3 separate regions of the Homo sapiens genome follow, and all the other regions are linked to region 3. Evidence: chromatin loops called from intact Hi-C (ENCODE). Cell type or tissue: gastrocnemius medialis. All regions are shown on one strand. Each heading gives the region's core, and the rest is flanking DNA. Links, peaks and the distances in the headings are about the cores only.

Region 1 (7,544 bases), core at 1,423-5,422, 290 kb after region 3:
TGAAAAACAGCAGCAGACTGTGACATTGCTCCCAGGTATGTTAGCATTTTAACACGAGCCTGCAAATTGTTTTTTTGTTTTGTTTTGGTTTGGTTTTTTTGTTTGTTTTTGAGATGCAGTCTTTCTCTGTCACCCAGGCTGGAGTGCAATGGCTCTCTGCAACCTCTGCTTCCCAGGTTCAAGAGATTCTCCTGCCTCAGCCTCCTGAGTAGCTGGGATTACAGGCACCTGCCACCACACCCGGCTCATTTTTGTATTTTTAGTAGAGACGGAGTTTCACCATGTTAGCCAGGCTGGTCTCAAACACCAGACCTCAGGTGATCCTCCTGCCTAGGCCTCCCAAAGTGCTGAGATTACAGATGTGAGCCACTGCGCCCGGCCTTCAAATTGTTACCAGGTGTCTGGGAGGGCAGCAGTCATGCAAGGCGGGGGATTGGGCAGGCATGCATTCTGGTTGGAGAATCCACTAGGTCTCCTGAATGACTCCATTAGGAACCGTATCCAGCTTCTGTTGTCAGGCAGACCTTAGTTGGCTTCCACCTTGACAGTCAAGATACATACAGCTTTGGTTGGGCACGGTGGCTCATGCCTGTAATCTCAGCACTTTGGGAGGCTGAGGCGGGTGGATCACCTGAGGTCAGGGAGTTCAAGACCAGCCTGTCCAACATGGTGAAACCCCATCTCTACTAAAAAAATACAAAAATTAGCCAGGTGTGGTGGTGATCCCAGCTATTCGGGAGGCTGAGGCACAAGAATCGCTTTAACCTGGGAGGCAGAGGTTGCAGTGAGCCTAGATCGTGCTACTGCACTCCAGCCTGGGCGACAGAGCAAGAATCCATTAAAAAAAAAAAAAAAAGATACATAAAGATACATACAGCTTCCTGCTGTTTCATCTCCTCCCTGGTGTAGCCTGGAGAATTTCAAATTCACGGAGGTCTGAACAGCGGGGTTTCCTGTGCCCCCATCGTCTTCCATCCCCAATGGGGCTCTGTCCCTCGGCTGTGGCTATCTGAGATCCCAACTAAGTCCTTAAAAGTGACCTTGATAAAACTGGCAGTGCTTCCTTACTGTGTGAGGAATAACTTGAAATAAAACCTGTGCATTGTCATGATGCTTTTACTGTTCTGTAGCTTTCTTTTTCACTGTTTTTTTGTTTTGTTTTGTTTTCTTTTCTTTTGTTTTTAAGCAAAGCAAATCAGATGGACTTGTGTTGCTCTCTGATCACCGACATAGCAGTCTGTAGCTGCTTCATCACGATCACTAGACTGGGGTAGTGATAATCCTAGATACTGCCTGCACAGGGAGCACGTCCCGGTCACTGCTGTCCCAGAGACACATTTCCCTGTCCCTGGATGACCAAGAGCCGACTGGGTTTCCTCGGAACTTTCTCCTTTGACCCTGCCCTGTGGTGTACTCCCTCTTAAGATATTATTGACAAGTCTAGAGGAAAGCCTTGACTCATTTGAAACTTTTAAGAGACTCCTGCTACTTAACACCTCCAGGCTGAAGCAAGCAGCTGGCAGTCTGTCTTGATTTTACAGCGTTCAGAGGGCCTGTGGGCTTAAGGTTCGCATTTGGCAGCAGCCTGTGTTATTTTTGGATTTTCAACATGGAGCTCAGGACACATCAGATTTCACTTCCTAGGCTGTTGATGGCCACAGAGCCATGGTAGCCGTCCGTCTCTGTCAGGGCTTGTCACTTGCCCCTTTAGGAACATAGCTATTAATACTCTCTCACTTGATTTGTCCCACTTCAAGAGGCTAGAACTTTGATGTCCCTTTTTTCTGCCCTACCCTTCTTGACTATATTTTAAAATTCAGAAACATCAACTCTGGTCTGCCCTAGTCTGCCTTGTTGGCTTAGGATCAGTCCTTTGGCCCCGGGTGGATGAGTCTCCTGGGGTGCCCCGTAGACTGGAGGGTGGTCTCTCATCATCTGTGATTGTGGGATATTGGGCATCAGTTAATTATCATGCAGACTTGGGAAGTGGGAGGAAGGGGCTTTTCGGTGTATTTGGTGACAGAACATGTCTCAGCCAAGGGGCAGGGACTGCCAGTTGCCACCCAGATACACTCCCTTGCTCCTTAGGCTGTAGCCCCAATTTTACTTAGGGTTGCAGTATACCCAGCCTAAAAGCATTTCTCAATTTCCCTTGCTGCCAGATGGGGCTGCGTGATGCCATTCTGGCAGTGGCTAAGTAATGAAGCTGTGGGGTGGGCCTTCTGGGCAGGGTGCCTCGAAGGAACTGACTCCATCAGGGGGTGTGCTTCTGTGTCCTCCCAGTGGCCCTGCTGCTCAGGACGTGCTGCTTGGCACTAAGGACACCATGTTGAATCATAAGGTGGCTGAAGACAGAAGGATGTGCTGAGATGACCGAGGAGCAGGATAGAAAGAGTGTGGATCTGTTTTCAAGATTTTAAAAATTAACCTTTTTATTTTGAGATAATTATAGATTCACAGGCAGTGGTAATAAGTGATACAGGGAGATGCCCATCTATTATTTATCTATTTATCTATTTATTTATTTATTTCAAGATGGAGTCTCATTCTGTCTCCTGGGCTGGAGTCTCACTCTGTCTCCTGAGCTGGAGTGCAGTGGTGTGATCTCAGCTCACTGCAGCCTCCGCCTCCCCAGTTCAAGTGATTCTCCTGTCTCAGCCTCCTGAGTAGCTGGGATTACAGGCACGGGCCACCACGCTCAGCTAATTTTTGTATTTTTAGTAGAGACGGGGTTTCACCATGTTGGCCAGCCTGGTCTCGAACTCCTGACCTCCATTGATCTGCCCGCCTCGGCCTCCCAAAGTTTTACAGGATTACAGGCGTATGCCACCGTGCCCAGCCTGCCCATCTATTCTTTACCCACTTTCCCCCATAGTAACATAGTACCACAGCATGGCTGGGACCTTGACTTTGATACAGTTAAGGTAGCAGGACAGGACCTCTCACCGTGCACCTCTGCATGGCACACCACAGAGTGCACATCCATTTCCCCCCGGCCCACCCGCCCCAACATCTAGAAACTGCTGATCTGTTAGAGCCTGGATCTCGATGAAGGCAGAGCCTGTATCCCAGCCCTAAACCACTCTCCTTGGCATGAACTTCGATTGATTGAAAGACATAAATATCTAAATTAATGGTGCCATGTCATTTTAAAAAAGTGTTATAGAGTCAAACCTATCCCTTAACTGAGACAGTAGAGGTCCAGAAAAGGAGACCAGGCAATCACTATTACATTGGGGGAAATATTATACCTGTGGTTTCAAAGAAGCAGGACACCTTGGCTACATGGCGAAAGGATTAGGGGTTGTTGCTTTCACAACATTCCATTGCATTTCCCCTCCTCGCAGCGGTGACCCTGGCTTGTGTGAGGTGCTTTTGAATGTTTTTATTCCTATCTTATTTGGGTATTATCAATAATTCATTTTAAATATTCTGGCTGCTACAAACATTTACTTTAGAAGGATTTATTGTATCCTAAAGTCTGCATTTATGATTTCTTGAGATGATATCACTTCCTTGGGGATTTCAGTTCTGATTCTCAGAAAGAGATTAGTGGGGGAAGCGGAATTTGATGTTCAGAAATGTTCCAGAAACTTGGCTGCAATGCGTCAGGCCTGCTAGGCGGGCTGCCACATTCCTGGGCCTGTCTCAGCCGGCCGCTCATGCTGTGTCTCCCCTTTTAGGAGCTGGAGTCAGAGAGGACGTGTTTCTCGTTTGGCAAGAGATGGAGGAAGCCTGCAGCACGCTGGCCCAGATCCAGAGGCTGGTGGCCGAGCCTCCCAAGCCCGACGTGGCCACTGTGGACTGCGGTTGGTGCTATTTCTGGTCACTGGTGTAAAAGATTCATAAATGTTACTAGCTGGGGACCAGGGGCTGCTTCCATGTTCCTGACCAGAGAAGCTCCAGAGCCCAGCTGCGAGGGGCTGCTGAGGAGAGCAGCCAGAGCTGTGTGGGGTGAGGGGTGGGGAGGGGGCTGAACACACATGCATGGACATGTGTGTGTGTGTGTGCCCACGTGCTCACATGTGTGCATATGTGGAGATTGTCAGTACCCAGAGCTGGACAGTAAAGTGGTAAAAACAGATGCTTGGGCCGGGCGCGGTGGCTCACACCTGTTACCCCAGCACTTTGGGAGGCCGAGGCGGGTGGATCACGAGGTCAGGAGATCGAGACCATCCTGGCCAACATGGTGAAACCCCGTCTCTACTGAAAATACAAAAATTAGCTGGGTGTGGTGGCCCGTGCCTGTAATCCCAGCTACTCAGGAGGCTGAGGCAGGAGAATGGCTTGAACCCGGGAGGCAGAGATCACAGTGAGCCGAGATCGTGCCACTGCACTCCAGCCTAGCAATGGAGAGAGACTCTGTCTCAAAAACAACAACAACAACAACAATAACAATAACAAAACAGATTCTTGACAAACTCTTGTATACTAAGGAAAACCAGACCTCTGTATAAAACTGGGCTCAATTCTGAGTACAACATGGACAAGTGGGGATTCATAGCCAAGGTCAGGGGGACGCCAGTGGATGGAAAATTATTAAGAGGAGATGTTAAGGGCAGGGGGGCTTCTCGCTAAACCAACTTGACAGGATTCTTTCAGGAGAGAGGCCAGTGTGATCAGATGTCGCCTGGGGGACGGTGGGAACGAGGATGTGGATCAGATAGCAAAGCGATCAGATACTGAGGGTGGGGCATTCTGGCTACACTGACTTAGGCTTTTTGCTAAAATCAGGCGATGCAGAGATGAGCATAGAAGTGCAAAGGTTGAGGCCTCGCTGAGAAGAGCATTCAGAGGAGCCTGGCTGAAGGCTGGGCAAGGGGAGACTGTCGAGTTGCCGGTGCTCTTCCAGGGAGGAGGAGCAGGAGAGCTCAGTGATCGGCTCGGCCAGCCTTGACCCTTGCCTGCAGACAAAATCCCATCCACGCTGTCTGTGTCTGTGCAGGCAACCATCTGACTTGCTCTCAGATGCCTACAGGAAGGCCTAAATCAGTTTTCTTTGAGCAGGGTCCAGGACCTTGCGGCAGAAGGGGACACAGGCTGGGGAAAAAGTGTGGAATGTTTACTTGGAAGGAGTAGTGTGAATGGGGGTTTGAGTTATTAATATTAAAAAGAAATTATTAAAATCCAGTTGCATTTCTGATATTCACCTAACACTCTTCTATCTAATTTGGAATAGCCACTTGAAACTTTGGAGTTTGGAAGACTGATTTGCATTCCCTAAATGGTAGTAACAGCAATATGACCACTGAATGGGCACATACTATGTGTCAGGTGCTGCCCTGAGGGGTAGGCCTATATTTAGCTCATTTAAGCCTCATAACTCTATGAGGGAGTTTCTTATTATCTCCAACTGACAGGTGAGGAAACTGAATTACAGAGCGATTAAGTCATTGGCCATGGTCACATAGCTAGCAAACGTAGTCTGATTTTGAACCCAAAATGCAGAACAGCAACTTTCCTGCCTAAACTTTTACAAAAAAATATTAGCAGTGAGGCTGTACTCATCTTGATGTTGGTTTCCATGATTTAATTAGCACCTACCCTATTCTGAGTAAATGAAAGCACTTCTTGGTGTTTGATGGGTTCCAGCCCCACAACTGCACCATACAAACAACCTCACTGCATTTTTACTAGTGAAAGACATTGAGACTACACAAAATATTTTCTCCCTTTTTTTCTTATAAACCAAAGCATTTTTCATAACAATGGACATGAGTTTGGGGGTGAGAAAGACCTGGTTATAAATCCCAGCTCCATCACTAGACCCACCTGAGTTTGTCTCTTTTAGCCTTATTCTTCTGCACAACGACTATCATAATCTTGATGCTGAGGAACCACTGTACAGACAAAATACAATGATGCATGCTCCACACCAAGCAGGGACTTGATGTCAGCGCATTCTTTGCCCTTTCACAATTAGGGGAGTTGGTACACGGATTCTCCTGCATGGCCTTTCCTCTGTAAGGTGCTGGTTTCCTTTGGGGCACACCTGGTGGACGCACATACCTTACACATCAGGCACTGTTTAAGGCTCCTTATGAGCGTTAGCTCATTTCATATTTGCTACAATCTTAAGAGACAGGTGCTACTGCTAGTATTATCTCCGTTTTGGCTTCAGTAACTTGCCCAAGGCTACACAGCTAATGAGATGATGAAGCCTAGATTCAAAACCTAGTCCACCAGTAAAAATACTGATATCTGCTTCCCACCCACCGGACATGTAATCAGGATGTCTGATTAAATCATCCTGATTTAATCCCTATGGGATGACATTGGGACTTTTGAAAGCTCCCCGGGTGATCCTAGTGTGCAGCTAATTTTGGAACCACTGCCAGGCTGCAGTGCCTCCTGGGTTACAGAGGTGCAGAGGGCAGAGGGCAGGGAGGTCAGGCCGGCTGGGAAAGGGATGCAGTTAGAGGAGAAATGGGGATGGGGACTTGTGTAGAGGGAGAGAGAGGTTGAGGCATGGGCAAGCCTGCTGTGTGACTTGATAAATTCCTGGTGACTGTGGCTTTTTCCTGTGACTGGGTGTCCTGACCTGGGCTTAGGGCACTGGTTGCTGTGGTTGCATTGCCAGGGTTGGCTCCCTGGGTGTTCCTGAGAGGGACCTAATAGGCTTGTCTGGAGGAGCTGCTCACATGTAGTGACACCCACTCGAAAACCCAGATGGTCCCCTGTCATCCTGCAGATGAACAAAATGAACACCAAGCAGGGGACCCAGGCCAAACCCAGCACCTCCGCCCGGCAAAGAGAATGGGGAGCCTGCTGCTAAGGCATTTGTTTCGGGGAGTGTGTGGCCTGAATTGTGCCCCCCCAGTTCATACAATGAAGCCCCCATCATGAGACTGTATTTGGAGACAGGGTCTTTAAAAAGGTAATTAAGGGACCAGGTATGGTGGCTCACGCCTGTAATCCCAGCACTTTGGGAGGCCAAGGAGGGTGGATCACCTGAGGTCGGCAGTTCGAGACCAGCCTGGTCAACATGGCAAAACCCCATCTCTACCAAAAATACAAAAATTAGCCAGGTGTGGTGGCGCATGCCTTTAATCCCAGCCACTCAGGAGGCTGAGACACCAGAATCACTTGAACCCAGGAGGTGGAGGTGGCAGTGAGCAGAGATTGCCCCATTGCACTCCGGTCTGGGCAACAGAGCGAGACTCTGTCTCAAAACAAACAAACAAACAAACAACAAAATGGTAATTAAGGTTAAATGAGGTCATAAAAGGAGGGCCCTAATCTGATAGGATTGGTGTCTTTATAAGAATAGGGAGAGACACCTGCGAGCCCTCTCCCCAGAAGCACATGGAGGAAAGGTCGTGTGCAGCACAGAGAGAAGGTGGCCGTCTCCTAGCCGGGAAGAACAGCCTCATCAGAAACCAGCGTTGCTGGCACCTTCATCCTGGACTTCCAACCTCAGAGAGAAAATAAATGTCTGTCCTTTAAGCCCCCCAGCCTCTGGTGTTTTGTGATGGCAGCCCAAGCTGACTAATACAAGGCGTATTTAAGTTTGGTGTGGTTAGTCTTAAGAGTTAACAGAAGGT
Region 2 (7,544 bases), core at 1,423-5,422, 310 kb after region 3:
AGTGAACATTCTTGGTATAAAGATAAATATAGACATATCAAGCAGGAACCCCATGTTTCTGAATCTTTGACCCCTAGTTTTTTGGACTCTGATAGCCACAGAGGTGAACATATCATCTGAGTTTTCTGTTCTGCACCAATGCTAGATGTTTAATAAGTGTACTAGATGAAGACTATTTTACCAACAGGATGACTTGCAATTTGAGAGCAGAACAAGCTAATTTACAGAGTACTTGTACATGTTTATCTTTTCAAGAGTGTCTTCCCTTTTTGCTCAAAGAAGGCTGCAGAAGAGATCTGGGGCAGGGCGCAGCTGGTTTCTTATGCAACCAGAAGCGAATGACACACTTGTCAAAGTGTTCACACTTCAGGCAAGGCAAAGGATAAAATAATATTTCTTCCCAGAACTCACATTTTCTTCAGAATGCCTTTATATATGTAGAGCTCTGTGTAGAGTCAAGTGAACTTTGACAAGGTTGATTGATAAGCAACAAGTGAGAATGCCAGAAAGGACCAAGACTGTGCTTACTCAAATATGTATTTTCCAATGGGCACTGAGCTTCGCATTTTCCAGACAAAAAGCACACATGGCAAACATTTGCAGAAAAATACCATGTAATTCTCCCATGATTCAAGATTAATTGCTGAAAATTTTCTCCCCAAATTTGGGAGAATTGGTCGATTAGCATTTTGTAGATGCTATACATATAACTTGGGAAAGATACTGGAATGCGATACAGGTATGGTGAAATGTCAATGTTAAAAATCATGTTGTTAAAAAATGACTGTGGAGGGCTGGGCGCCAGTGGCTCACGCCTGTAATCCCAGTACTTTGGGAGGCCGAGGTGGGTGGATCACGAGGTCAAGAGATGGAGACCATTCTGGCCAACACTGTGAAATCCCATCTTTACTAAAAATACAAAAATTAGCTGGGTGTAGTGGCGGGCGCCTGTAGTCCCAGCTACTCGGGAGGCTGAGGAAAGGAGAATTGCTTGAACTCGGGAGGCGGAGGCTGCAGTGAGCCCAGATCGCACCACTGCACTCCAGCCTGGGCGACAGAGCGAGACTCTGTCTCAAAAGAAAAAAAAAATGACTGTGGAAAAGCACAACAAATCTATTGAGGAATTATATTTCGTGTATTTGGACCCCTAATTATGGAAACACCAAAAATACCTGGGCAAAAATGGCAGAGTTAAGGACCTTCAAAACTTCTCCTTCATAGAAGGCATAAGGACCTTATCAGAATCAACCTTTTTCATAACTCTAGAAATTAACCCAAGGTGTGCAGCAATCTGGGAAGTGTTTATTCAAGAAAAATAATTAAATCTCAGTAAGAATAGTGAGCTGGTGGCATTTTAGCTAGTCCTATTCACATTCCCCAGCTCCAGCTCCTCACTAACCTTAAAAACGAACAGTTTGTGATCACAGTGGAAACCACAGGCTCACAGCCACTGGAGGGGGCAGGATGGGGTTGGAGTTCCTTCAAAGCTTCATTTCCAGATAATTCTCATTATGTGACCTGTTCACTGGCTCTCTGGAAGACCCCAGTTACAAAGCTTTCTTTATTTGACTTCACTCAGTTCTTCCTCAGTGGGAAAAGCCTTTTCCCTGGGAACCGTTGTCAAAAACAATGAGAGGTGATTGATTAATTTTGTGGCTGACTAAGGTTGTAGATAACAGTCAGGACAAACAAGAGGTAAACCAAAACACTTAAGATGAAAAACTGGGGAATGGGATGTCCATTGGTCTTTCCAAAGCTCTGAGGTATTCCTGGGAATCTATCATGCATAGCCCAGGCAGGCACATGCACAGGGCTGTGGGCATGCCCAGGCTATGCATATGTTCAAAAAAAGACTCAGGAGGGCCCTAAGCTCTCATCTTGGGCTGACCCTGAGGCTCTGCACAAGCAGGAAGTAAAGGCTGAGGGAGAGTTGTTAACTGCTACAGCATGGAAAGTGTGGCCTGATACACACACAGCTCCTCAGCAAGGAATAGTCCAAAAGATTTAAGGAAATCTCTGTTCAATTATTAGCTGACCACTGAGTTAACTGAGCAGAGACTCCAGTGGCTACAAATGATAAAGAATGCAGATTTTACAGAATTCAGGAGTGATAAACAAACAACCACCAAATCACAACAAACTCTGGGCAGGTGGGAGAATCTGATTTCCAGAGTTGCTGCATTTTATTATTTAAAATGTCCAGTTGTCAACAACAACAAAAATGAGGCATGCAAAGAAATAAAGTATGGACCATACAAAGGAAAAAAAGCAATCCATAGGAACTGTCCATGAGGGAATTGTCCATGAGGAAACTGTCCATGTCCAGGAGGAAGCCCAGACATTGACCTTACTAGATAAAGATATTAAATAAGCGATTTTAAATATGTCAAAGAACTACAGGAAACTATGTCTAAAGAACATAGGAAGTATAAGAACACTGTCTTACCAATTAGAGATATCAATAATGAGAGAAATTTTATTTAAGAAGCAAATAGAAATTCTGTAGTTGAAAAAAGTTCTGGAGTACAAAGTATTGAAATGAGGAACTGACTAGAGGGGTTCAACACCCCGATTTGAGAAAGCAGAACAAACCAATGAATTTTTAGATAGCTCAATTGAGGTTACCCAGTCTGAAGAACAAAAGGAATAAAGAATGAAAAAAACCAAACAGAGTCTTAGAGACCAATGGCATACCATAAACATAACAACATGTGAACAATGGGAGTCCCCAAAGGATGGGGGAGAGAGAGAAAGAATATTTGAAGATGTAAGGGCTGGAAACTCCCTACATTTGATGAAAACATTAATTTACCCATCCAAGAAGCAAAATGGATTCCATGTAGGATAAAAGACACCCACACCTAGACACATTATAATCAAGCTGTTGAAAGCCCGTGGGGTGCTCCAGAGAACATTTACCTGATCTCCACAATGAATCCGTTTGGTAGAATGTTGGTGGGTTACCATCCTCCATCTCCTTCATTCCCTCCTCCCCATTTCTTGGCTCCCCTGCAGTGCCAGGCAGATATGCTTATTGCATGGTACTTTAGCAAGTGTAGGTTGACAGCAGGTTTAGTTAGCAACTGCAGCAAAGGGCTTGACTGCTCAGAGACGAGCTTCTCTCTCACACCACACTGTCGCCACCTGGCTCCCGGATCTCAGATTGGGATGGGCTTCATCTTACCTTCAGAGAACCCACAGCCCTTGCAGCTGCTCCATGCTGAACCGGCTCACAGGGCTGAAACCTCACTCATCTCACCAGCAGGCGAGACCACATTTCTTTTCCTGACAGTTGTTATGTTTCTCCCTCCTTTCCCAGCTGTCCTCAATTCTGGTTTCCTTCCTTCTTTTCTCCCCTCCCTTCCTTCCTTCCTTTCTTCTGTCCTCCCTTCCCTCCCTCCCTCCCTTCTATCTTTCCCTCCTTTCCTCCCTCCCTCCCTCATCATCACCACTTAACATGTGAATTTCAGGTCACTCAGTCTAAATTTCCTTAACTCCATCAATCCTGTCTCACTTCCTAATCTCAATTGTTCCATATTATACCAAACATCTCCCTCCCTCCCTCCCTCCTTCCTTCCTTCCTTCCCTTCTTCGGTCTTCCCCTCCCTCCCTTCTTTCTCTTCCTCCCTCCTTCCTTCTTTCCTTCTGCCTTCCTTTTCAGCTAATTCACAGCATTCTTTTCCTGTACCACTCCCCATGTGGTGGCCAAGAGTTTGTTCATTGTCTCATGGCACCCATGATCACAGGGGTTATGGTCTCTCAAATACAAGCCCTCTAAAATGTTCTATGCAGAAAGACTCTGGGGCTAAATAGCTTTGGGAATCTTGCTTGTGGTAAGCCCCACTGCCCATTCCCCTAAGAAAGTCTTACAGAAGTCCTGTGATCAAGAATCCTTTGAAACTTTCCTTTCAAGCTCCCCAAACTTTTTGTCTAAGGAGCCCTCTTCCTGAGTAGAAGCCACTGACATGCAGTGGAAGCAGTTTCTGTGGGACCCACTCTTGGAAACATCAGACTTGGTCTAGAGTTCCAGTTTATTCATACGCTGACAGCCCCCCTGAAAGGCATGTGGGGCTAGCGTGGCAGGAATGAGGTGCCAGGCAAGTAACATTCAGTGGAGGAGGCTGGGAGAAGAGAGTTATGGTGGTGAGAAATCCCTGATGGCTGTGAGCCCCTCTGGAGCTGAACCTGGAGGGTGGGTGGATGAGGGACAGGAAGAGGAGTGGGCACTGATACCTATGCCCAATTTATCTATTTGTGTGTGGCCCTGGCTATAGCAGGGATGGTTTTCAAAAGCATTTTCCCAGTAGGTCTTTTTCATTGAAAAATGTTCTGAGATTGACAAGTGGGATGGGGAGGACAGGGCTGGTCAATTCTGTGGCATAGATGTGCTCCCTTCTCATAACAGAAAGAACATCTTTAGCAATCTGTCCTGTGGAATAGGAAAGCCATGTAATCAGGATTAGCTGTGAGCTCATACTTCTATAATAAATGAATTCTCTGTGGGTGAGAATTCATGTAACATTTTTAATTAAGATAACTGCAGGGAAAAGGAAAGGACCCCTTAGTAAGTGACGCTAGTGAATGGATGATGCCCTTCCCTGCCCCTCCCAGGAAAATGAGACTCAGCCACTAATTGGTGTAATTAGCACTGGAAGTTAAAAGATTTCCCTCCTTTTTTTTTTTCTCCTTTCTTTAGCTTTAGAGTGCCTGGGTTCTTTGGTTTTGATTGCTTGGTCATCCTTTCTTTCCTCTATGAAAGTTCAGGTGGCTCTGGCGGCTTGCCTGAACCCCCTTTTCAGATGGTAATTGGGAGCCTGAATCCTGCCCTCAGGACTGCACCGCCTGGTCCACTGTGAAGTTGGAGTCAGAAGTTAGTCTCTGACTCTTTCAAAACCCTTGCGAGGATTGGTTCGAATGTGTTTTTAGGAAGTTCTGTGGTACACTTGAATTTATACTTGATAGAGGGCTCTTAACTTTTTTAAAAGAAGGCAGCCCAAAACAGAGCAGAAGGGTATAATAAGGTGTGTGTTGCTATGGAAATAATTGAATGAAAATTTAATTTCCTACTGCACCTATTGATCAGGAAAAAAAAGGGAGAGGAGAAAAGGAAAGGTCTTCCTAAGCAGAAACACAATGAATGGGAATATAATTAATAATAATTGAAGAAAATGTCACCCCAAGGGTTTCTCCAAGGAGGCTGATCTCCCTGACAGAAATGGCGGCATCCTCTTTTTGCTGCTTCTTTGTGATGGGAGAGAGTGTGCAGGCGAACCCCAGGGACTCGGAGCTCTGAGAAGCCTCTGGCTTGAGCTCCCGGAGAAGCGTGAAAAAATGTTTTGTGATTCATGGAAAAGCCAGCTCCAGGTGTCGGGGATGCTGCTCTGAGGGGCTTTTGATGCAAGGTTGGTTTAAAGTTCAAAATCCAGAACAAGCTTCTTTGAGAAGTCCCCACTCTAGTAGGTTTCAGAGTGAATTCTTTCAATGGTGTTCTATTAAAATTCAAGGACATGGGTCTCATGAAGCATTAATGGGCAGGTCCTTTACACATTATACAGAAGGAATTGGCTCTAACATGATTTATGTCTTCCCATCTTATCCTAATTCTATATCCCCTTAAATATAGTAATAGGAAAGCCTGGGTCATATTTTTGTTTCCCTAACAGTGAGTGCTACTTTTTAATTAATAGTACTTCACTTGCATGTGTGTCTGATGGAAGCATCAGCTGATGGGGTTACCAAGTCATAACTGAGAAGCCCTTTCCACCTTAAGCCAGTGGCAAAGCTTGGCTGCACAATACAGTTGCCTGGGGAGCTTTGTAAAATCCCAATGTCCAGGCCACACTCCCAAACCAGTTAAAATAGAATCTAGTGGATGGGACTCAGGCATCAGTATTTTTTTTAAAGCTCCTCAGGGGATGCCACTGTGAAAGGTTGAGAGCCATTAATGTAAGTGGAGTTAAACAAAACTCTATAGCGCTGGTGGACATCCTACGTGATAGTTCATGTTAGAAAAAAACATTTCCCTGCCAGGAACCCCTTCTGCGTCTTCGTAGGGCTCCCGTGGTCCCAGTGGGGCCAAAATCTCAGGGTCCTTTCTGCCTTCCTTCCAGTGGTGTGCAAATGTTTAACAACCCACTCCCGGGAATGAAAAAAGCCCCGATGTGTAGCATGTGCTGATTTCCAGATTCCATAAATACTCCCACCATGGTCTCTTTCATCCTACCAAGCGGCCATCGCCCAGCATGGAGTTGGGAGATGTGCACAGCCAGCTCCAGACACCAGTGCCTCCTCAGCTTCACAGTTCCTCACCCCTCCTTTGTGTCCACCCCTGAGTAGCTCATTCTCCCTTAGGTGCTGTTCCAAGTTTCGAGTCATCTGGAAAAATAGTTTTCTGCTTGTGTGATATGCTGGCTTGTCCCGCTCAGGTAACATAACACAGTCTTCTCAGTGTAGATTACCTCTGGAAAACACCACGAGAATGTGCCTGAGGCTGGAGATGTTTAGGCAATTGGCATTGTGGTTATTCTTTTCCCTGTGAAGCTAAGGTGAGTTGTCCTAGATAGGGCACATGAGGTTTCTGAGCCTGCAGGGTGGAAAGCCAGGCTGTGAGTCAGGACACACTCACCAAGGTAACAAAGGGGCTTCAGGGGAGGCAGCCTCCTAGCCTTCGCGTGTTGATCGCCTCCACCTCATCACTTCTCTTTCCACCACATTACAGAGCATTTTCACGTGACCTACCTTCCTTCCTTTCTTCCTTTCTTTCTCTTTTTTCTCTTTCTTTTCTTTCTTTCTTTCTCTTCCTTTCTTTTTCTTTCTTTCTTCTTTCTTTTTCTTCTCTCTCTCTCTCCTTCCTCCCTTCCTCCCTCCTTCCTTTCTCTCTTTCTTTCTCTTTCTTTTCTTTCTTTCTTTCTTTCTTTCTTTCTTTCTTTCTTTCTTTTTCTTTCTTTCTTTCTCTCTTTTTCTTTCTTTCTTCTCTCTCCTTCCTCCCTCCCTCTCTCTCTTTCTTTCTCTTTCTTCTCTCTCTCTCCTTCCTCCCTTCCTCCCTCCCTCCTTTCTCTCTTTCTCTTTCTTTCCTTCATCTATCTCCTTCCTCCCTTCCTCCTTCCCTCCCTTTCTATTTTCTTTCTTTTTCTTTCTTCTCTCTCTCCTTCCTCCCTCCCTCCTTTTCTCTCTTTCTCTCTTTCTTTCTTTCTCTCTTTCTTTCTTTCTTTTCTTTCTTTCTTCTGTCTCTCTCCTCCCTCCCTCCCTCCCTTTCTCTCTTTCTTTCTTTTCTTCTCTCTCTCTCTTTCTTTCTGTCTTTCTTTCATTCTTTCCTCTTTTTTGATGGAGTCTTGCTCTCTTGCCCAGGCTGGAGCGCAGTGGTGCATTCTCGGCTCACCGCAACCTCCGCCTCCCAGGTTGAAGCAGTTCTGCCTCAGCCTCCCAAGTAGTTGGGATTACAGACACCTGCCACCACACCTGGCTAATTTTTGTATTTTTGGTAGAGATGCGGTTTCGCCATGTTGGCCAGGCTGGTGTTAAACTCCTGACCTCAGGTGATCCAC
Region 3 (7,544 bases), core at 1,384-5,383:
TTTTCTGTTTATTCCCTGGTCAGTATAGCTAAAGGTTTGACAATTCGATCTTTTCAAAGAACCAACTTTTGGTTTTGTTGATTTTGTTATGTTTTTCTATTCTGTATTTTATTTATTTCCTCTAGTTTTTATTATTTCTGTTTGCTTTAGTTGGCTCTTTTGCTAGTTTTTTTAGGGAGAAGGTTAAGTTTCTGATTTGAGATATTTTGGTGTGTATATGTTTCCTTCCCAGCAATGTTTTTGCTGCATCCCGTAAGTTTTGATATGTTTTGTTTTTGTTCATCTCGAAGTATTTTCTAATTTCCCTTTTGATTTATTCGATTCACTGATTATTAAGGAGTATGTTTATTATCCCAAGACTTTTTTGATTTCCAATTTATTTCAGTAGAAAATTAAGACAGAGAACATACTTTGTACAGGACGAGTATCCCTCTTACCTGAAATGCTTGGAACCATGAGTGTTTTGAATTTCAGATTTTTTCAGATTTTGAAATATCTGCATTACACTTATCAGTTAAGCAACCCTAATCTGAGAATCTGCAATTCTTCAATAAGCATTTCCTTTGAGCATCATGTTGGCACACAAAAAAATTCAGATTTTGGAGCATTTTGGATTTTCAGATTAGGAATGTTCAGCCTGTATTGTTTAAATCCATTTAAAATTACTAGTGTTTGTATTATGGATTAGCATATGGTCTATCTTGGAGAACATTCTACATATGCCTGAGCTGAATAAGTATTCTGTTGTTGAGCATGGTGTTCTACAGATGTCTACAAGTCAAGTTGGTTTATACTTTTTCCAAGTCTTCTATATCTTTATCTTCTGCCTAGATGGTATAGCCATTATTGAAAATGGGGATACTGAAGACTGTCATTATTACTGTCGCATTGTGTATTTCTCCCTTCAGTTCTGGCAGTTTTGCTTCATATATTTTGGGTGAGTCTCTGTTATTAGTTATATATATATATGTTTATAATTGTTATATCTCCCTGGATTGACCCTTTTGTAATCATAAAATGTCCATCTTTATTTGTAGTAACTTTTTGGTTTTAAAGTCTGTGTTGTCTGATATGCTTTTCCCCTAGTGATGCCCTGCTGTACAAGTAGTGGTCACTGGGGAAGGGGTGGTAGACCCTGGTCTTCTCAGCTTGCTCTTCCTAGTGTGGAACTTATCCTACTAGTGAGGTGAGCAAGATTGGGTTCCCCAGGTTTCAGGCCTGCTGCATCTGGGATACAGCATCTGTCCTAGAGTGGGGTGGGTGAAGAGAGACCCAGTCCTTTCTGAAATGTGCCTGAAATAGAACTTCTGCAACATAAAGTTGGAGATGATGAGAAATGCTAGCAGCCCTCCCTTCTCAGGGTGAAACTGCAGTCCCAGAGTATAAACTGGGGTTAGAGGGAGCTTCTATAACAAGGAGCTGGGGCTTGAGGGGTATGTGGTGGGGAGCATAATAGAATAGGTTGTAGCCCAAATGCCAGAGACTGCCACTGTTCTTATGAAGATTTACAACATTTTTTTGAATGAATAATTTCCTGCAACTTTAATAACTTTTTAAAAAATAATTCTCATTAGTTAAAGTACTGTCTGTTGAGGTGGTCCATTGAGCTCCTTACTCCATTCTTAAAATCCCATGCCCTAAGGGTATATTTGCTTCAAGTATTCGGAAGCTCCATTGTTAGATGCATGCATATTTCGAGTTGTTATTTTTGTGTATCTAAATTAACCCCTCTATATTTATGTAATATCCCCCTTTATTCCCAGTAATAGTGCTTGTTCTGAAGTTTACTTTGTCCAAATTAACACAGCCCTTTCACGGTTCTTTTGGTTAGTGTTTACATGGTAATATCTTTTCCATCCTTTTATTTTTAACTTGTCTATGTCTATCTATCTATCTATCTATATATAAAATATTGTCTATGTCTTTATATATATACACACACACACATATATGTAGGTTTTCTGCTAGTTGTGTCTCGCTTTTTTATTCAATGTGACAATCTTGGTCTCTTAATTGATGTGTTTAGATTATGTATATTTAATGCAATTATTGATAGAGTTAAAGTCTATCATCATGCTAGTTACTTTATTTTTTTTACTAACTAGGAAAGCCGTGCCCACAGACTGCACTGGAGAGGTAGGATCCCACAGGAGAGTTTCTCTGCTTTACCCAGGGAAGCAAAATCCTGGCCAAAAATCATTCTGTGGCTGACGTTCTGTAGATTGCACATTATGAGGTCCACAATCATTCTGTGGCCTAACAGTTCAGAACAACAACAACAACAAAAAGTGGGAACAGGGTTTGGGTCCTGAGGCAGTGATAGATAGGTATCCAGAAAAGGTCTGTAAGAACATATTTGGAGTTAGACAGTAGAACTCCTCAAACCAAGAAGCACTCAAATTGTTGAATTCCTCTTGCCTCCGTGGAGACTCAGATCCTTTAAATGACAGGCTCATCAATCCCAGGTGGGGTTACGACACCATGAAACAATTAGGGAAATGGGTACAAACCACAAGGGGCCTCAAACTACAGCCACGATACTGCAGGAAGCTCAATCGATACAATATAGAAGATAAAAGTCTTCTTCCTCAAGCTTCATATAGACATTTACGTAGAAAACAACAGCGCACAGAAATAAAAACATCCTCCTTGCATCCTGAAAGTTCACCAACTGTATGCTTTCTTAAGAAAAAAAATGCTTTTACAATTCAAATAGACTTCAGGCTAACTGGCAACCATTCATGCACATCCCTGTGAATTCCTTCTCAATGTTTTTCCTTGTGTAACTTTAGTACAATCAATCTCAGCTAAGATAAAGAAGACAGGATACATAATGGACAGGTAATTTGGGGTATCCTTCAAGAAGACAGGATTGGAGGTGGCCTCCTGCAGGAGAGGGCTGTGGGGAAAAGAGACAAGTGTGGAAGTGCTAGGAGCCTGGAAGCAGGAGTGGATCAGAATGCTTGATCTGCAATGCTTCTGAGGCTGGCCCTGCCCTTTCTTCCAGGGATCAAAGAGGAAAGGCATGGGCCACATCCCATAGAAATGAATGAACCCTTGCTCAGAGGAGATGAGTCATCTACTTATGTTGTTCAAAGTAGCTTGGAGTAACAAGAACAGAGGGAAGCTGTCAGGAAGGACATCAGCAGGCTATTTTAGTCGTTGCGTGCTCAAACAGGGCAGGCTGCCTCTAGCTCTGGGCAGTCCACACCACAGGAAGCAAAGGGAGCGGGCACTCCTTGGACAGACTTGCTCACAGACCTCATAGGTCTGTGAACAGCTTGCCTTCCTCCTCACCATCCTCCGTTCCTTTGGTGACATGAGCAGAATCTAGACCATGGAAAGTACATGACCATTTGTAAACTCACAATGTGTTGCTTTTCTATACTATGTAACAAATTACCACAAACTTTGAGGCTTAAAGCAATGCCCGTTCATTATCTTACAATTCTGTAAGAATGCCTGGTTTATCTGCTCGAGGTCTCACAAGGAAATGCAGGTGTCAGCAAGATGTGTCCTCATCTGAAGCTCAAAGTTCTTTTAAGTTCATTCTGGTTGTTGATAAAATTCGGGTTGCTTTCAGTCTTTTGCCATATGACCCTACCATTTTCAAAAGCAGCACGAAGAAACTCTCTTGCATCCAATATCTCCCTTACCTCAAATACCTGACATTTCTGTTTCTGATTGCTAAAGCCAGATTTTAAAGGTTCGTGGATTAGGTCAGGCTCACCCAAAAAAAATCTATCTCAAAGGTCAATTGATTTGGGGCCTTAGTTACAGTTTCAAAATCCTCTATAGCAACACCTAGATTGGTGTTTGATTGAATAATTGGGAGAATGTATGTACAGGTACATTAGAGGCCAGAAATTTTTAGAATTCTGGTCTATCTTAGAATTCTGCCTATCATAAGCAGGATATATGACTACTTGGCTGAACAGGTAAAATTTAAAAATAAAACAAAGATTTCCAAATGCCTGCCAGTGCTGGTCCTGTTTGTTTCCATTACTGGCTGTCCAAAGACAGAAGTAGGGCCAAAAGGGACAGTGTGAGGTATTTATAAACCAAGCTGAAGCAGGCATACAGCTGTTCTCTGTGCTGCTGCAGCAGAACTACGAACTGTCCATATTTTCGAATAGTCTGAGGCTCAAAAGAATTAGAAAGCAGCAGCTATGAATTAGAGACTAGCTTGGAAAGTAAACTGCAATTTTGTGGTCAAGGGCAAGTTTCCTACACCACAGAAAGATGACACTGCAGTGCCAGGAAACAGCTGAAGAAATGGCTTAGCAACTGCCCTGAGGCAGACCTTATGAATGACAGTGACACAGCACTCTGTTAAGCATAGTTTTGGGCAGGAAGTCGGGTCAAATCAATATGCAGTACTTTGTACCACTCAATTACCGCAAAATACTACTATCCTCCTTTCAAAAACATTTTAGATTGAAGGCTGAGCTGGGGAGTTGATGTAAAATCTTTTATGGAAAGATTGGGTAGGTAGGAATTGAAAAGCTAAGAGGCACCAAGTATCCCTTTAGGGGGCCTATTTGATTTTCTTGGAATACCAAAAAGTCATCAGAGAAAAATGCCTTTCATAAACTAAATTTATCTTGACAATAAAGACATCTATTTTTAGCAATAGTCTATTCAACGTCCATTTTTTTTATAGCCATGAAGTACCTACTTTAACCTTCAGATCTGAAATCAAGATTTTCTGAATGTAATAATTATATAAGCCAAAGATTTTAGTAAACCAAGTTTCTACCCAAAGCATCTTTTACAGCCTGCAATGAATGTCTGGAGTGAAACTGCCTTTGCAAAATTAGAACAGTAAGAGAAATCTGACATAGTTGACGCCATCTTGCTTCTGACCTCCAAGCTGTCCTTTGTCATTTCTGGGAACAGGCAAAGCTAACTTTGGGAGGAATTTAGTTTATAGTTTAACATTAAAGCAAGGATGATAATAACCTTTCCCAAAACGAAACTGCTTCTGAAAACTAATGAAAAGCCATGAGGTTAGGGTTATCAGAGGGGCCTGAGATAACCGGACATTGTCTGGGAGATCATAAGGTTTCTAAATTTCCCAATCACTCCTGTAGGAAGCATTACTACTACAGAACCTAAGGTTGGTCTTTTGAGAGATCCTTTCAGATGTTTGCATTTCTGACAACTGGCTGACTCAACCGGTCCTGTGGCCCCCACCCAAAGGCTGACTCAGAGCAGGAGGACCATATTCCACATCCCTATGATTCCATCCTCAACCAATCAACATTCCTCATTCCCTAGCCCCCTGCCCACAAAACTATCCTTGTAAAACCCTAATCTCCAAGCCTTCAGGGAGACTGATTTGAGTAATAACTCTATCTCCTGTGTGGCTGGCCTCATGTTAGTAAAACTCTTTATTGCAATACCATGGTCTCAGTGAACTGGTTTTGTCTGTATAGCAGGCAGGAAGAATCCATCAGGTAATTATAGGAGTTGCTATGGAAACAGAAAAACATTTAACAGCACTGGCATAAAAATGGGGTCGGGGGGGGAGTGGAGAATGGGAGGGGAGCCAGTGGTGTCTAGATTGCCCCATGGGATTGTTACAAGGAGAGAAGAGGAGAGAAAGGGGGAAAAGAAAAGAGGGGGAGGGAAAGGGAGGAAGGGCAGAGAGAATACAGGTAGGCTTAAAGAATAAATTTAAACAAAAAGTCTGAAAACAAAGAAAGCTAATTTGATCTGTTTATTGTGAAACAAATTCTACAGGAGAGTAGGAATGATCAGGGTAATGACAGGAGTCAGCACTGGGGTCAAGAAAGAAGCAAGGGAAATTCTAGATGCACCCTTCCTGAAGGGCCTGATACTTTTTAGAAGATGCCATGAGTTAGAAAGACTCTAACTCCATTTTTGATATTCAACTGTTGATAGTTTTCAAGCCCCAATGATGCCCCTTTACCTTTAGCCCCAAACCTGGGCAAGCCAATCAAAAAGCCCTTCTCTCTCGGAGCTAGTGAGAAGTTCCAATCATGCAAACCCACTCCAGCCTTGCTCCCCAACCGCAATAAAAACCAATTGCTGGCAAGATGGCCGAACAGGAACAGCTCCAGTCTGCGGCTCCCAGCGAGATGGATGCAGAAGGCGGGTGACTTCTACATTTCCAACTGGGACTGGTTAGACAGTGGGTACAGCCCACGGAGGGCGAGCCGAAGCAGGGTGGGGCATCACCTCATCTGTGAAGCACAAGGGGTCAGGGAATTTTCTCTTCTACCCAAAGGAAGCTGTCAGGGACTGAACCTGAGGAACTCTGGCACAGATACTGCGCTTGTCCCATGGTCTCTGCAAGCTGCAAACCAGGAGATTCCCTCCGGTGCCTACCCCACCAGGGCCCTGGGTTTCAAGCACAAAACTGGGCGGCCGTTTGGGCAGTCACCGAACTAACTTCATGAGTTCTTTTTTTTCCATACCCCATTGGCACCTGGAACACCAGCAAGACAGAACCATTCACTCCCCTGGAAAGGGGTGCTGAAGCCAGGGACCCAAGTGGCCTGGCTCAGTGGGTCCCACCCCCATGGAGCCCAGCAAACTAAGATTCACTGGCTTGAAGTTCTCGCTGCCAGCACAGAAGCAGTCTGAGGTCAACCTGTGACAATGGAGCTTGGTGGGGGGAGGGGCGTCCGCCATTGCTAAGGCTTGAGTAGGTGGTTTTACAATCACAGTGTAAACAAAGTCACAAGTCACGGGGAAGTTCGAACTGGGCAGAGCCCACTGCAGCTCAGCACGGCCGCTGTGGCCAGACTGCCAGATTTCTCTTCTCTGGGCAGGGCATCTCTGAAAAAAAGGCAGCAGCCCCAGTCAGGGACTTATAGATAAATCCCCAGCTCCCTGGGACAGAGCACCTGGGGAAAGGGGCAGCTGTGGCCGAAGCTTCAGCAGACTTAAACATCCCTGCCTGGCAGCTCTGAAGAGAGCAGTGGACCTCCCAGCACAGCGTTCGAGCTCTGCTGAAGGTCAGACTGCCTCCTCAAGTGGGTCCCTGACCGCCGTGTATCCTCACTGGGAGAAAACTCCCAGTAGGGGCCAACAGACACCTCATACAGGAGAGCTCTAGCTGGCATTTGGCAGGTGCCCCTCTGGGAAGAAGCTTCCAGAGGAATGATCAGGCAGCAATCTTTGCTGTTCTGCAGCCTCCGCTGCTGATACCAAGGCAAACAGCGTCGGGAGTGGACCTCCAGCAAACTCCAGCAGACCAGCAGCAGAGGAGCCTGTCAGAAGGAAAACTAACAGAAAGGAATAGCACGTCCACTCAAAGATGCCATCCAAAGGTCACCAACATCAAAGACCAAAGGTAGATAAATCCAAAGATGGGGATAAACCAGCACAAAAAGGCTGAAAATTCCAAAAATCAGAAGGTCTCTTCTCCTCCAAAGATCACAACTCCTCGCCAGCAAGGGAACAAAACTGGATGGAGAATGAGTTTGACGAACTGACAGAAGTAGGTTTCAGAAGGTGGGTAATAACAAACTCCTCCAAGCTAAAGAAGTATGTTCTAATCCAATGCAAGGAAG

What was found. A loop is a pair of places that touch in the nucleus more often than their neighbours do. Peaks named below come from ENCODE experiments on the same cell type or tissue, not always from the same donor. Only the 100,000 strongest peaks of a DNase experiment are listed, where the experiment ranks them.
Region 1: a loop joins it to region 3, with 14 times the contacts of the local background. A loop is called at or near these places in 6 of 110 quality-filtered maps.
Region 2: it touches region 3 in a loop (4-fold over the local background); 6 of 110 quality-filtered maps call a loop at or near these places.

Annotation. Positions count from the first base shown.
Region 1 is chr2:98,159,168-98,166,711 of GRCh38, forward strand. VWA3B (von Willebrand factor A domain containing 3B) reads left to right here. Exons shown (of 28, transcript NM_144992.5): 8 at 3,684-3,809. Among named protein-coding and RNA genes, the nearest start is that of VWA3B, 76 kb to the left of the region's middle. RefSeq lists an enhancer at 3,813-4,359. In gastrocnemius medialis, for the core only: no CTCF peak of the experiment used is centred there; DNase peaks (open chromatin) are centred at 1,604, 2,244, 3,704, 5,294 and 1 weaker place; H3K27ac peaks cover 4,000 bases.
Region 2 is chr2:98,172,893-98,180,436 of GRCh38, forward strand. All of the region lies in intron 8 of VWA3B (von Willebrand factor A domain containing 3B), which reads left to right. Among named protein-coding and RNA genes, the nearest start is that of VWA3B, 89 kb to the left of the region's middle. In gastrocnemius medialis, for the core only: a CTCF peak has its summit at 3,147; no DNase peak of the experiment used is centred there.
Region 3 is chr2:97,866,418-97,873,961 of GRCh38, forward strand. All of the region lies in intron 4 of TMEM131 (transmembrane protein 131), which reads right to left. Among named protein-coding and RNA genes, the nearest start is that of TMEM131, 130 kb to the right of the region's middle. In gastrocnemius medialis, for the core only: no CTCF peak of the experiment used is centred there; DNase peaks (open chromatin) are centred at 3,184, 4,144 and 4,214; H3K4me3 peaks cover 685 bases; H3K27ac peaks cover 4,000 bases.